2 separate regions of the Homo sapiens genome follow, and region 2 is linked to region 1. A link is an interaction called in ENCODE POLR2A ChIA-PET data of the cell type or tissue named here. Cell type or tissue: Panc1. All regions are shown on one strand. Each heading gives the region's core, and the rest is flanking DNA. Links, peaks and the distances in the headings are about the cores only. Region 1 has its middle 63 kb from the start of STEAP1B-AS1. Region 2 has its middle 12 kb from the start of IL6.

What was found. Peaks named below come from ENCODE experiments on the same cell type or tissue, not always from the same donor. Only the 100,000 strongest peaks of a DNase experiment are listed, where the experiment ranks them.
Region 2: POLR2A ChIA-PET joins it to region 1 with 16 read pairs; 8 of 35 experiments call an interaction of 5 or more read pairs at or near these places.

What each region holds. Positions count from the first base shown.
Region 1 is chr7:22,622,101-22,630,136 of GRCh38, forward strand. No RefSeq gene overlaps it. Among named protein-coding and RNA genes, the nearest start is that of STEAP1B-AS1, 63 kb to the left of the region's middle. In Panc1, for the core only: no CTCF peak of the experiment used is centred there; no DNase peak of the experiment used is centred there.
Region 2 is chr7:22,711,065-22,719,100 of GRCh38, forward strand. No RefSeq gene overlaps it. Among named protein-coding and RNA genes, the nearest start is that of IL6, 12 kb to the right of the region's middle. In Panc1, for the core only: no CTCF peak of the experiment used is centred there; no DNase peak of the experiment used is centred there; H3K27ac peaks cover 3,235 bases.

The sequences.
Region 1 (8,036 bases), core at 1,009-6,008:
TCCAGATAAATGCGTAGCACAGAAGCCTAGAGAAGAACATGTCTCAAGAAGGGGGAACCGACCATTCCTACTGTGTGCAGCTGAGAAATCAAAGAAGATGTGGGTAGAGAACTGCTGTTACTGATAAATGCCCATTCAGTGGTGTGGCAGAGATGAAAGCCCATTGGAGTGGGCTGAGGATGAGAATGAATGATGAGGAAACGTAGACCTTGGGGTTGGATGACTCCCTCCAGAAATTTTTCAGTAAAAGGAAACAGGGAACTGCGCAATAGTTAGAGGGAGCATGGGATCACTTTTTTTGAGAGAGATGATACTAAGTAATTTTTATAATATATGCTAGTAGGAAAGATCCAGTAGTGAAGGAGAAGTCAGTGGTGCACAAGAGGAAGGAGACAGCTTCAGGATTGACACCCTTGAGAAGGTGAGAAGGGCTGGATTCACAACATACACATGCTTCTCCGCAAACAGGACCCTTTGTGTCTAATACAGCACTGACTCAGTAAATAAACTGAAACTTGAAAAGGTAGAAACAGAAAGCCAGTGTTCTTTCCCACCACCATGCCACAGAACTACCTTTCTCAACTTGTACTTTCCTGCTCCTGGACAAAAGCTCCAGAACATCTCATGGCTTTTTCAATTACTCTCAGATAACAACAACAACAAAAAAATCCATTAGTCATGTTTAGCACCCTGTGTATTATCAACACTCCAAAATTTAATTTTAAGTTTCTCCTCTCCTCTAGCTCTGGCCTTTGCCACACCAGGAAATCACCAGTGAGGGAAGGGTAGGAGAAGTTGCTTCTCCTTTCCTGCTTGCTTCACCTCATCCACAGTCAGTCTGACCTGCTGGTTTGTTTTTGTTTTGTTTTGTTTTGCTTTTTTGGCAGTTCCATGGCTGGAATCCAGTAGGTAAGAAAGGTAAAAGAAAGGCCTTATTCAGTTGGTGTGTTATAATTCAGCATAGATGCCCTTTCAGGATGCAGAATTTAAGTACTAATTTTCTCTCTTCTGAAGCATTTTTATAGATTCTTCAAAGACATCCAATAGATAAGAATCTCCCAAAGAGATCAGCTGGACCCCTGCCCCATGGTTTCCGACAGTTCATCTCCATCTGTTGAGGTCACCTTCTCTCAAGGTCCTCTCGGTGTCTACTACAAAATGATCCAATCTAGTCCCTTCCATGGGGTTCTCATCTGACTGAGGGGAAACACCTTTGCCCCACCAAACCCTGGAAGTACAACTTATGACCAATGAAACTCTCTATTCCATGGCTCCAGAGCAGCAAACTAGAGACAGTCTCCCCTCTTCAAACTTCTCATGTTTTCCTTCATACTCCGGGGGACACGTGTCAACTTCTCTGAGAGTTTATCTTCCAGCTCTCCTTAGTTGGTTTGAAATGGCAGGTGTATTCCCTCCCCTCCCTCCCCAATGCCCCCACACACTGACAACTCTCTCCAAAGATGCTCTCCACCCTGGCATCTCTGATCCTCTCTATTATGTCACCTGGACCTGGCCAATGGACTAATGCCAGCAACACAGATGTCACTGTCTCTAAGCATATCCTGCCTAGATGGTTCAATACCTCCCTTTGGAATACTGGAATATTTGGTTCTCAAACTTGGGGTACCTGCCAAAACTCTGAGAGCAAATGAATCTCATTTTAATATTCTACAGAAATCCATAAAAAGAGGGTGAGTGCATAAACAGTCAGTGTCACTGCTGTGGCCAGAGTTTGCCTGATATTGCATTTGACTTTCATAAATTATTCCTTCCAGCATCCTTCTTCCTAACCATTTATCTTTCTTATACTCTACAGCAGAAGTAGGAAGGGGCAGGGAGACCACATGCCATTACAAAGGTTGTTAACTGCACAAGGCACCTGGCTGAGGAGGTGAATGGTAAATAAAATATAAAGTACTGTTTGTTTTAGGTCCCCAGCTTGGGGCTGCACAGTCCTTGAGGGTAACCTGTTTTATTTCATTCTCAAAAAGGTGTCTCATGGCTTAGCAGAGGCCCTGGAAAGAAGCTACAGAAACACAGGAGGAATCACTCGTCCAAACAGAATGATAATGGCTCTGTGGTAGAAGAGAGAGCACTATAATAGTAGTATGAGATTTATCTTTGCCCAAAAGGATGATGTGACCTAATACAGAAAATCCAGGAGGCACACTGATTGGGGCTGGCAAGAAGGGATAAGCAAAGATAGACTCCAACCAGGAAGAATGAGCAGAATTTGAACTGGATTAAAAAGTTAGTTGAGCCAATTAAATTCAAATGGAGAAGATAACTCATCTAAAATTACTTTCTCTCATTTTGAAATATCATTTGGCATTGGTTCATTGTTTTAAGTATTCAACTATGTTACAGAAATGCCTCTACACTTCTTTGCACTAACAGGATTCCAGACCCTGCCCATGGGGTTAGCGATGCGATCTGAGTACACCTCCCACCCCTTTCCTTGCCTGGAACATTTGACCCTCTGAAGTCATCCAAAAGATCTGGATCAGGGGTGGCTAAGAAACTACGTATGTCTATGAATGATGGAGGTAATGGCTGTTTGCATCTCCCTTAGGTTAATACTCAGAAATAAATATAAATTCTAGGAAGGAAGCTTCTGATTGTGTAGTTATGGTAAATTACTTTGGTTTAAACTACCAACTGTACCTGGACTGGTGAGAGAGTGAGTGAGAGTGAGCAAGTAAGGCAAAAGAGAGAGAGACTGATTATGGTTATTAAGTTTCTCGAAAACCCTTAGCTACATGTTGGCTTCTTCTTGATATAACACAAAACAAACTACTCTCCTAAGTAAACCAAGAATATTAAAAACTTCTTTTTTTTTTTTTTTTTTTTTGAGTCAGGGTCTCACTCTTTTGCCCAGGCTGGAATGCAATGACGTAATCACAGCTCATTGCATCCTTGACTTCCCAGGCTCAAGTGATCTTTCCACCTCAGCCTCCCAAGTAGCTGGGACTACAGGCACAAGCCATCATGCCCAGCTAATTTTTATTTTTTTAAATCTTTTTGTAGAGATGGTGTCCCATTGTGTTGTCCAGGCTGGTCTTGAACTCCTGGCCTCACGCGATCCTCCCACCTCAGCCTTCCGAAGTACTATTACAGGTGTGAGCCACTGCGCCTGGTCAAAAAATTCTAATCCTTAAGAGAGTAACACAAAGCCCTAAGGTAAATTACCTTGTTTATTATAGAATAAAGGTAGACTTAAAGGCAGGTACTTTCTTCTCCTAGCTCGCATTGCATTTAGTATTCAGTATAACCTGCTATTTATAAAGTTATCCAAAGGCATCTTGGCATGAACCAAACCACACAGACAAGATAACATCACTTCCCTGGGAATTGCTAAGCTTCCTTTGGTCTCTCCCCTGTCAGCAGAGGCAGAGAGGTGCTGCCTCAATCCTAGCATACTGGAGACATGATTTTTCCACTGCAAGTTGCATCCTATTCCATAGCCACATGGGATCCTGACAACTGAGGACTAAAGTAGACAGTGAGCCTCTGAGCAAATTCACTGTTGATGGGCTTGTCACTAAAAATTCACTTCAGTTGTACAGAACCAAACCAAGTATTACAGGAGAAGGGATTTGCCTCGCAACCAGAAAATAGACGTTACTCTCCATACTAGCCTTAGAGATTCTCAGCACTGCAGGACAATAAACATGAGCAGGTTGGACTCCTTGCCTGATGTGAGAATTCCTCTGCAGCATCCTTGTCAAATTCTCATCTATTGGTAGAAGTAGAATTGCTGGGTAGAAGAAAAGCACATTATTACCTTTATCGGCACTAAGAAATCACACTCCGAAAAGGTTATAACAAGTTATACTCCCTTCAATTAGGTTTTACGTTGTCTCCTATTCTCACTAATACCAGACATTCAACATTATGAGATTATTTAGTTTTGTCAAATCTGATTTACCAAATAGTATATCTGCATATATGCATACCTATATCATATAGAGTGGGTATTTTAATTTTTTTTTTTTTTTTGAGATGGAGTCTTACTCTGTTGCACAGGCTGGAGTGCCACTGTGCCATCTCAGCTCACTGCAACCTCGGCCTCCTGAGTTCAAGTGATTCTCCTGCCTCAGCCTCCCAAGAAGCTGGGATTACACACACACCACCACCATACCCAGGTAATTTTCGTATTTTTGTAGATACGGGTTTCACCACATTGACCAGGCTGGTCTCAAACTCCTGACCTCAAGTAATCTGCCGGCCTTGGGCTCCCAAAGTGCTGGGATTACAGGCATGAGCCACCACACTCGGCCTAATTTGTATTATTGATATTAGCAGGTTTATTGCTAATTAGTGTTTCTTCTTTGAGTTTTTCTTTTTCCTTATTTTTTTCTGTATAAGCCTTTGATCTGCTATGTATGTTGCAAATTTTTCCCCATCTTTCTCACTTGTTCTTTAACTTTGTTCAGAGTATATTCTGTCATGTAAATATTTTAAATTTTCATGTGGTCAAATATGTTGGTCTTTTAGGATTTCTAGGTTTTACACTGTGCTTAGAAAGGCCTTTCCTATCTCATGATGATAAAAATACTCATTCTTCTGGAGTTTTGTTGTCATCTTTTTGCAAATCATTTATTCATCTAGATAGAGCCTGAATATAAAGATCTAACTTTTTTCTTTCCAAATAGTTTAAAAGACCTCTTATACCTCCATTCTCCAATCTGAATAGCTGAATGAATGAGAGAGTGAAAAATAGTACTGGCAATTAGTTGAATGGGCTCTTACTGTTTTTCACCACCGCCTCAGATCCAGGACAAAGGGAAGGGACTGAATTCCCATTCTGCAGAGGTTACACCTCCCTCCTTATTTTGTCATATCTTCCCTGAGTCTATATAATAATTAGTTAGCAAAATAACATAATTGGAAAAAAAGCTTCTCTGAGATGTGTAGATACTTTCTCAAATGTGCACTGACTAAGGTCTTATCATAATTTTCTTAAGGAACAACTCTCTTTCCATCCTAAATGCCAGACCAATGATATGATCTTTGGCAATGTACTCTGGAAGAAATAAAGTAGCATCTCATTCATTCCTTGCTGTCTTCAGATGACAGTCTATGGAGTATGGGTGTATTTGTAGGGGTGAAAGTGACAAAAAAGAAGGCAAGCCATATGAAGATTATATCTGCTTAAAATTGACACGTTTAAATTTCTGCAAAGATTCCAGACACTGTTTTAAGACAGCTGAAAAACCACTAAACTATTCTGCCCACATGCCCCAAATATTCTATCTCACCATAACCCTCTTGGATTTACACATACCAAAATGCTCAAGGGCCATTTCCTGAATTTCTGCCAAATGTTCCGATAACACTTCAGCTTAGATTAATTCAAATTCCAAGGAAAACACCAAAGTGATTTATGACAAGGAAAAAGAGATATTTAAACTAAAAACATAATCAACAGTAATTTACAAACTGAAGATAATTTTATGTCACTACTCAATTTTGGAAAAGCAACTCTTGTAGGAATTTCCCTTCTCTCCCCCAGTGTACAAATAGCCAGACTTTTCATGTGGACATCACTATTTACAGTAAATGGAAGACCTTGCATCTCACTTCTAAAAATAGGTAAGATACTCTATAAAAGGATATGTCTCACTTCAAATAATCCCTTTTACTTATTAAAACAGGTATTTATATTTTATCATATAGAGATTATTTCTTTATGGAGTTAAAAAATGGATGGCCAGGTACAGTGGCTCATGCCTATAATCCCAGCACTTTGGGAGGCCGAGGCAGGAGGATGACTTGAGCCCAGGAGTTTGAGATCAGCCTGGGCAACATAATAGAACCCCACCTCTACAAAATAAAATTTTTTAAAAAAAGATGGATGTGTCACTTAACTTTGTTGAAGCTGATCTAAAGTTACAGGTTGGGCTGAAAATTATAAAATTCTAATTTATTTGAAAAATGTTAAAGTATCAAGTTAGCTTTTATCTTTGTAAGGATATTATTGCATCCTTCATTATACTGAAAAAAATTTAAGCTCCTATATTATTTTACTCATGATAAAAAATGGCTACATCAAAACATATTGGCAAATATACATACTTTGATAGATTTTATTAAGCAGTGGTCTTTCACCAATGATTATACAGTCATGCATCACTTAACAACAATGGGGATACATTCTGGTAAATGCATTGTTAGATGATTTTGTCATTGTGCAAACATCATAGAGTGTACTTACACAAACCTAAAGGGTATATAGCCTACTACACACACCTAGGTTATGTGGTATAGCCTATTGCTCCTAGGCTACGAACCCATTCAGCATGTGACTGTACTGAATACTATAGGCAATTATAACACCATGGTAAGTATTTATGTATCAAAACATAGAAAAGGTACAGTAAAAATATGGTATTATAAACTTATGGGGCTACTGTCATATATGCAGCCTATCATTGACCAAAACATCATTATGCAGTGTATAACTATTTTTTTAAATTCTCACTCTTATTTCATCCAAGTAGTTAAATTCTTAATGAATTTTGTCCCCAAAATTTGTAAAAAAGAAAAATATAGGAAAACAGTTCAGCTTATAATAGCGGCAGCAGAGGAGAGGGTTATAGCTTAGAAACTGGAAAGAATAGTTCTGTTAAAACAAGCAAAAGCAAAAGACATTTAAGTTACCAAGCAACTATGACAGGAAGATTGTGAGGCTGAGTGAAAATGATTGTTTAGGGTATAGCTTTAAAAATCAGCTGGACTTGTCACCATTTAAAAATAGATTCCAAGCAAAATAATAAAAACCCTTATTTTACAGTTACTATCTAGTCCGAACATTAGTTGCGTTGGGCAGAATAACAGCCCCCAAAGATAATGTTCAGTTCCTACTTGCTGGAACTTGTGAATATATTACTTTATGTGGCAGAAGGGACTTTGCAGATGTGATTGAGGATCTTGAGATGGTGAGATTACAATTGATAGTAAATTATAATATTATCTGTATTATCTAGGCAGGCCAAATGTAATTAGAAGGGTCCTTCTAAGAAGGAGGTAAAAGGGTCCAAGTGAGAGATGTGTTGCTAGAAGCAGAGTGTCAGAGAGAGGTTTGAAGGTGTTACATTACTGGCTTAGAAAATGGAGGGAGGGGCTTTGAGCCAAGGAATGCAAGTGATTTCTAGAAGCCAGAAAGCAAGGAAATGGATTCTCCCCTGGAGCCTCCAGAGGGAATACAGCCCTGCCAACACCTTGACTTTAGCCCAGTGAAACTGATTTTGGACTTTTGACCTCCAGAACCATAAGACAATACATCTGTGTTTTGTTAATGCTGCTAAATTTGTACTAATTTGTTACAGTGGCAGTAGGATACTAATATATTAGCGTAGCCCAAGCCATCTGTGAAATGAATACATTTGCACTCATTTGAACAAGAGACCTCCATATGGGTGTCACATCTCTCTATGTGAAGAGCTTTATGGAACAGTATTCTGGACAGGTAAATGCACAGGGCTAGCAGCCTAGAGGAAGTGTGGAAGGAAAAGAGTTGGAGAAGAACTGATGGGTACAAGGGACCACATTTGCAGTAGAAAAGGCCCAAGGTAAGGGGATGAAGGTCACTGTCGGATACCAGTGCCTCTGCAATGAAGGTTTCAAGGTGAAGACCAACTCCAGTAAAGAGCTTGGTGGAGATCCTGGTCCCTATGCTCATTTTTAATTTTTTTTCTCTTTCTTAACCAGCCAACAACAAAACATTTAAATGTATTTGCTGCACTTACAAATGTCTCTAGAAATATGTAATGCATGATTTCAAAATGGGCCTGAACAGTTGTCTGAGTGGGAGACAAACACAATTAGTCTGCGTCCCACTGCCTGGTGAGGTGGCCTGCTGGGGATCCATGGGGGCAGGCTGGTGGAGAACTGAGCTCTTCTTTCTGGCAGTCATTGAACACTCATTGAGGCCAAATACTATCACCCCTGGCTCAGACAGGACCCAGGGCTATTAGGGGAGAACAGAATGGCAGGTGCCTGAGGCTTTGAGTAAGGAAGGAGGCGCTCACCCA
Region 2 (8,036 bases), core at 1,695-6,694, 90 kb after region 1:
CAGCATTTTGGGAGTTCGAGGTGGGCAGATCACTTGATGTCAGGAGTTCGAGACCAGCCTGGCCAACATGGTGAAACCCCTTCTCTACTAAAATTACAAAAATTAGCCGGATGTGGCAATGCGTGCCTCTGGTCCCAGCAACTTGGGAGGTTGAGGCACGAGAATCGCTTGAATATAGGAGTTGCAGTGAGCTGAGATTGTGCCACTGCACTCCAGCCTTGGTGACACAGTGAGATTCTGTCTCAAAAGAAAAATAAATAAAATAAAATACCTTTAGAGAGTAAAATGACTCTACTTTCAGTACTCTCTCCTTTAAGGTTTTTTAACAACACAAATCAGCAACATAGAAGGAACACCAGTATAAGAAGATTAACAGACAGTACAAATTAGAAATGCATGAAGAAGGTTGGGTATTTATCTGAAGTTCTCTATTGGAATTTTGAGCTTAGTTAGAACTTTGTAGTCTACCCCAAATTACAGGGAAGTGGGTCTTCTTATAGTTGGTGTTATTTTATAAGATAATGAAAGGGAGACTCAGTGAGGTGCAGTGATAGGCCTGGGGCATGGGAGTCGGACCTCAAACTCAATTTCAAACCCCATATTTTAGAGCACTCTGTAGCTACATAAGTTATGAAAGTAGGGGTTTTATTTAAATTCAAATATATTAAGTGAGGAAAGAGAGATGCTGTGATAGAGACCTGAATGTACTTTGGGTTGGCTAGGACTGGTTTTTCTTACTTTTTTGTTTCGTTTTAAAGTCCATACCTGGGAGATGTCGAATCATAAAGATCTGCCTATTTTTCACCACTGGTTCCCCAAACACAGAGAGGACCCAGGCAGATGCACCCTGGGCATTCCAGACATGGTGTGCTGTAGAGGCTGGTAGGATTCTTGTGTCTCCAAGATTGAATTCATTCCCTATGGTTGAACTCTTTATGTCCCAGATCAGACCTGGGAATATTAACTTCTAGAACGTTTCCTAAAATTATGTGTTTTGGAATCTGATAGATTTGAGTGTGAATCGGCTTTATTACCTTCTAGCTATGGGATCACAGGTAAGTTAATTGACCTCTCTGAACTTTGGTGTCCCCATCTATAAAATGTAGATTGTTGATTTGTGTGAATGGATTTGTTCAACATATATTTCTTCATCATTTACTATATGCCATACACTGTGCCAGATACTGGAGATAGGAAGATAAAACACCTTAACCTCACAAAGCGTCCACTGTGGTGGGGGAGACACATGTAAGTCATCATTCTAGTGCCATATAACAATTCTAGTAGACATAGAGAGAGTAGTAGCATCTCACCTGTGGTAGAGGCTTCTACTGCTCACTTATGTCCAATCTCCTTTCCTTCCAGCCTCATGAGAGGATTACACTTCTGTCCCTTGGAGTTAGGCAGAGCCACGGAACAGGGCTGGCCAGTGGGCTGAGAATGGGACTAATGCAGTCACTTCTGGGCCAATACACTTCATAGCTAGCACAATACCCTCTCTTCTCCTGCCACAGCAACCAAGGAGGCTGAGTGTTCTGGATGGTACAATTACAGAATGATGGAGCTTCCATTGGCTCCATCAGGCAAGTCTCTGAAGGGAGTTGCCCAAGTGAATGACCCAGCCCTGCAGCAGACTTTCACCGGCCAAGCAAAAAATTGTATTAAGCCACCAAGATTTCTGTATTTTAAGTCACCACAGCATGATATAGCCTCAGGAATTCATAAGCCCACCTGCAAAAGGCGTTCTGAAAGAGCAGAAGACTGAGTGGGTATTGACTGATGAGTGATAGAAGAGCCAGGGGATGAGGTGGGGAAGGACCATTAGAGCAGAGAGGGAGGAAGAGCAAAGGCCCAGAGGGCTGAAATGGCCGGGTAAGGTGGGTAATTGCAAGCAGTTCAGGTGTACTGGAATGTAAAGAGAAAGGGAGAGGGACAAGAGACAGAGGGAAGAGGTGGACAAAACCAAACTCTGGAAGGCCTTGTGGGCAATATCACTAGCTTGGCCTTTACCATAAAGATCATGTGAACTACGTAGGGTTTTGAGCAGATTGATATGCTTATCTGTGCTTATGTAGAGGAGACATTGGGGCAGAACTAGAGACAGGAGACCAAGATGAAACTAAACAACTTATGGAAAGTACCTACTGTAGTACCTGGCAGACAGAAGTATGTGACTTCCCTTTTCCCTTCCTCAGCTCATATATTAATGTAGTTTTAGAAATTAGCCAAGCCTGGACCTCAGCATTCTTACTTTTAGGACTTGTTAGAAACAGATGCTTTATTGTATAAAAATATGTGTACAGGAATGTCTCTTGCAGCCTTGCCAGCAGAGGTAGAAAATAAAAAATGACCTGGATGTCCATCAAGAGAAAATTGGCTAAATAAGTCGTGTAACTTGCTATGTTACATGCTATCTAAGAGAATAAAGCTATGTTAACTGACCTGGATGGAGTATCCATGGTCTAGAGCTAGGTGAGAAAAAAAAAAAAAAACTTGTAGAGTAATAACCATTGTATGATCTTATTACTATAAAATAAACAAACCAACCTCGATTCTACATATGTAATTAGGATGCCTATTGATATCCTACTGTGTGAGCCCATGGCAGGGTGCCAAAAGTGGTACAAGCTGTTAACAGTGGTCAGCTCACTCAAGGGGCTGGCAATCTTGCCATTGTTACACTTAGCATGTGTTACTTTTATACCTTTTTTTAGTTAATAGGAAAGCTAAAAAGAAAAACACTATCCTAGAGAATTGGAATTGCTAGTGCTTTTCTCATAGAGATTGTTCTCAATTGCAAAGGCATAAAAACCAATCTTTAAGCCAGAAGATTCCTTGCCGAGTTGAAGTTTCCTCTTCTTGCTGGAACACAATTGTTTTTAAATCTAATGTCCCATCTTGAGTGTTCTGTGATTATTAATTACAATGGATTGAACCACAGAATCTCAGAGGATTTAAACGGATCCAGAATTTCAATGCTAATTGCTCTCTGAGAGTAAGCAACGTTCACTTTTAGGAAATGAATTGGCCTTCCCATCAGGATAAGCAAATTACTTTGGGCTGTGGGAAAAAAGGTAACTAATCTTCTAAAAGGATATATTGGTCTTAAAAGAACAAGGATATGAAAATCACACTGAATCATTAAAAACTCCTTAAGGTCAGGGATTAAGGCCTGTAATAGGTTGATGAATTGAATCTAACTTAATTATAAAGCAAAGCACTAACCTCATAGAATACCTGAGTCAAGTTCCCTGTGTTCTCATTTTCTAGCCTCTTCTACCAGACACTATGAAAAATAACAGCCCCATCTCTCCAGAAAATCTTAGGAGATATAGGCGTGCTGAATTTAAGGTGTCTGTGGCACATGCAAGTGGATCAGCCACTGGGCTGTCCAGAATGCAAGAGAGAACTCAGAGTTGGGGACATAAACTTGGCAGTCATCTGTGTAAAAGAGAAAAGGTAGGTAAAGTCCCACAAGGATGGGTTGGCCTACAGAAGGCACAGAGAGAAGAGAGCCTGGTTTAGCATGGGCTACGATCAGAGTCCCTGGGTTCAAATCTTGGCTCCACCCATTTCTATCTGGTTGCTCTAGGGCATGTTACCTAGTTCTTGTAATGCTCCGTTTTCTCATCTGAAAAACCCAGTTGATAGCCATAGCTCCCTTAGAAATATTGTGATGAAAGGCTGGGCACGATGGTTCACGCCTGTAATCCCAGCACTTTGGGAAACCAAGGTGGGCAGATCACAAAGTCAGGAGTTCAAGACCAGCCTGGCCAATATGGTGAAACACTGTCTGTACCAAAAATACAAAAATTAGCGAGGCGTAGTGGTGGGTGCCTGTAGTCCCAGCTACCAGGGAAGCAGAGGTTGCAGTGAGCTGAGCTCTCACCACTGCACTCCAGCCTGGGCAACAGAGCGAGACTCCGTCTCAAAAAAAAAAAAAAAAAGAAAGAAAGAAAAGAAAAGATAAAAGAAATATTGTGATGAGGGCTAAATAAGATAATATACACAGACTTAGAGCACCTAGCTCACAGTGGACCCTCTGAAATGTTCCCTATTACTGTACAGGGCTCGGCTAGAGCAAGGGCCCAGGGAATATCCACCAGAAGGAGGAGATGCAGGGAGAGAGGAGGGAGGCAGGCCAAGCAGGAAGGGGTGGTCAGTAGCTTCAGATGGGCTACAGGTAAGGCAAGCTTAGGACCAGAATGTTTCATTGGATTTAGCCACAAGAGGTCATTTGGAGTGGGTCAAAGCTATTCTGGGTAGAAGCCAAACAGTTTCCAAAGCAAAACAGGCGGCAACACTAGCATTCAGAGAGATCCAGGGACCAAGAATCTTAAAGAAAGGTTTAAAATGGTCAAAATAAACTTGCATTTAATTAACATTTTCATGAGTACTACAGTAATACATAATCAATGCAGAAAACCTGGAAAACAAAGAAAACTACAAAGAGGAAAAGAAGTATTTCTCATTCTACCTTCCAGACATACCTACATTTCTTCCCGTGTATGTGTATTTATATCAGGTGTAACAAGCATAGTTCATCTTGTCGTGTGACAAGCATAGTCTGAATTTGCCCAATATTTCAAAACCTATTATTTAAAGAAACTTGAAGAAAACCTGGAAGAATATTTTCATTGTATCAAAGTAGACTAAATAGGCCATTTTAAGTATGTCACAAAATCTAGAAGCATAAAAGAAAGGATATATAGTCTGCTTCATATAAATCAAAACTTTCTGCATGGCAAAAACACTATAAATTAAGCAGAAAGACGAATGATAAATTTTAAAAGACATGTGAAAAACAAACGTTTGCTCCTTGGAATATATCAAGAAGGGCTTTGAATCAATGGAAAAGGATCAATAACTGACAGAAAGATAGACAACGGATATGAACATAGAATTCACGGAAAACAAAATAAAAATGGTTCTTGAATACCTGACCAGGTGCTCAATCCTACTTATACAAGAGAGATGCAAATTAAAACTACGCTGATATAAGTTCTTCCCTCTGCAATCTGGCAAAGATCAAGAAAACTGACAGTATCATGTGCTGACAAACATATGAGGAACAGCTGTTCCCATACATCACTGGAGGGAGTATTAAATTTGTACAACCTCTACCTGTCTCTGTCTCAAAACTGCCCATATCCTTTGAGTCAGCAATTCAATTTCTAGGAAACTATCACACTAATACACTCACATGTATGAAATCGCACATGGACAAGATTATTCATTGCCGCTTTAGCTGTAATAACAAAAGATTGGAAACAACCTAAAATTCCCTTAATGGGGGACTGGTTAAATACATGGAATTCGAAGGCTAAAAAGGAAGAAGCAATTCTGCATCTCCTGATAAGAAATGATTGCTAAAACCCATTCAATAAAGAAAGCAAAATGTAGAACAGTGTAACTGATGTGCCATCACTTATGTAGAAGAATAAAAATAAATCCTAGGAAATATGAATATTTTGCTAATACATGCATGAAGTATTTCTAGAAGGAATCACAAGAACCCAGTAGTTACCCCTAATGGCTCACACATGGTGGAAGTGTAAATTTTTTTTGTAATTTTGTTACTAAGTACTCTTTGTTATCTTTTGAATTTTGTGCCATGGGTATGTGTTACCTATGTAAAAACTAGAAACTTAACATATAACATTTTAAAACAATGGCTGCGTGTGGTGGCTCATGCCTGTAATTCCTGTGCTTTAGGAGGCCAGGAGTTCACAATCAGTCTGGGCAATATAGTGAGACCTTGTCTCTACAAAAAACAATTCTAAAACATTTCAAAACCAAATGAAATCTATGAGCCACTTTATTTGCCTTTTTTTTTTTTGGTGGTCATTTTGGGTTTTGCTTTTTTTTTTTTTCAGCTGCCTTTCCCCTTCTTGCTTTGTCTATGTTGATGCTTTTCTCTCTTTTTCCCTTCTCCTCTCTGTTTCCCTTGCCCCACCTCTGTCTAATACATCAACAACTAAACAACAACAATTATCATCTACCAACAATTTAGCATATACCAATAACTGTCCTTAATGGATAGGATTTCATTTAATTCCCACAACCACCCCCAGATGGTTAAGTATTATTTGCCACAGTTTACAAATGAGGAAACGCAGGCACAGGGAATTGAAGTGCCTTGCCCAAACCCACACAAGCTGTAAATGATGGAGCTGGGATTTAAACCAAGTCGGCCTCTGCAATCCATGTTTTCTCTAGTAAACCATACTGCCTGTGATATGGAATAAGTACATGTATTTTTTTTCTTAACTTTTGCGTAAAGTATGACCATCTTTGTTTCTAATTTGTAAATCAAATAAGCTTAATATTTTATATGGCTTTTAGAAAGCACATATACAAAGAAAATTTTATAAATTAAACTGTTCTTTACTTCTAAATCTTTGACGATTATTTCCAAGACATAAATTCCAAGGAGATCCCAGCTTTCATTCGTTTACCATCCTGTGCACCAACCACGTACTCAAATTCATGCTATTCCTTCGCACAAGAAAGATAGAGCCCTCAAGAAACTCTCAATCAACTGGGGAGAAAATAATAACAGTATTAATAGCTCATGTTTACTGGGACTCTACCATGTGCCAGGCAGATGCTAAGCACTTTACATAGGTTCTGATAACTCTGTGACATAAGGTGCAACTGCTACCTCCATTTTTAAAATGAGAACAATTAAGCCCAGATGTTAACTTCCCAGCGGACCTCAGCTTAGAAAGTACAGAACAAGGATTTGAACCTAGGCAGTTTGGCTCCAGAGCCTGTGCCATCACAACACTGCCCGGAAACAGATTAGTACAGTACATGCCCCTGCGGGAGAGCCCAGAGGAGAACCTGCACTATTCCTGGAAATTGATCAGCAGAGGCTTCTGGGAGGATCGAGGCATGATTTGAGTCTTGACAGAAGTTCAGAACACAGAGACGTCACGGCATTCTACCCTGCACTGAAACTGTTCTAAAAAGACTGGCATGCTTCGGAGAGAAAAAAAAAAATGTAGCATAGAGTCTCCTGTGACCTGCCTGGGAGCTGTGCCATGCAATGGAACCAAATTTCCTTCAGGGAGTTTTACATTTTACTCAATATTCTGAAGTTTAGCTATCACACAATTAAGTATCAACCAGGTTCCTGTCATCAGTGGGTACTGTTGGAAGAGGACAGGGAATTGGATTTAACAACACTGTTTGTTCTTCTAATGCAACATCGTAGAAATATGTAACAGAACTGTAATGGAGATGAATCACAAGAAGGACGCAGCACAAGATGCTATGCCAAGAATAATATTAGGAGAAGTGACGTTCTGTCATTCTGTTACAGTTAAGAGTAAACTTATGATCCAAGAAGCAGCAATCCTTTAGAGACCCTGAGAACTCTTCAGGGCTCTCCTCGTCCTTTTCACTCAGGGCCCCAAAGCCAGCCTCTTCATTCATCAGCTCTGGATGGGACAGACAGTGACAAAGCAGAAATCCCTAGGCCCCTGGGCTGCTGCTGTGCAGCAGCAAACTCCCTCACTGTGACTAACTTTCTGCTTCTAACTTATCCCATGGCTCAGAAAAGCTGGGCTCAGCCTCTGCCTTGATCCATCAAGCCATGATCCAGCACGTGGCTGGGGAAAATCTGAGCGCATATAATTCTGTAGGACAAGGTGTGTCCTGCGCACATCCTAACTCTCCCTCATTCAGGTGGCAGCCTGTGCCTATCTGTTTATAAAAGTGGCAGCCTTCATTCTGAGGTATAGAAGCAGCATACTTTGACCAGAACAATCTCTTTCCTTAAAAAGCTTTGTGATCAATTGCCTTTGAAATGAGAGAAGATCAAATAATCCTTAATGCCTTTGATACATCCTTTTCTTACACTCCCCAAATAGAGCTCATACAATATAACTAATCTCTGGAATGGATTGATTTTGCCTTCAAAATATCCTTTTATTTCCTTGGACCCACTTATGGTCTGGAAGATATTTAACAACTAGCTAAGGAACAGAGGGAAGGGAGGGCTCTGATTGTAGCATTTGCCAATTTCCATG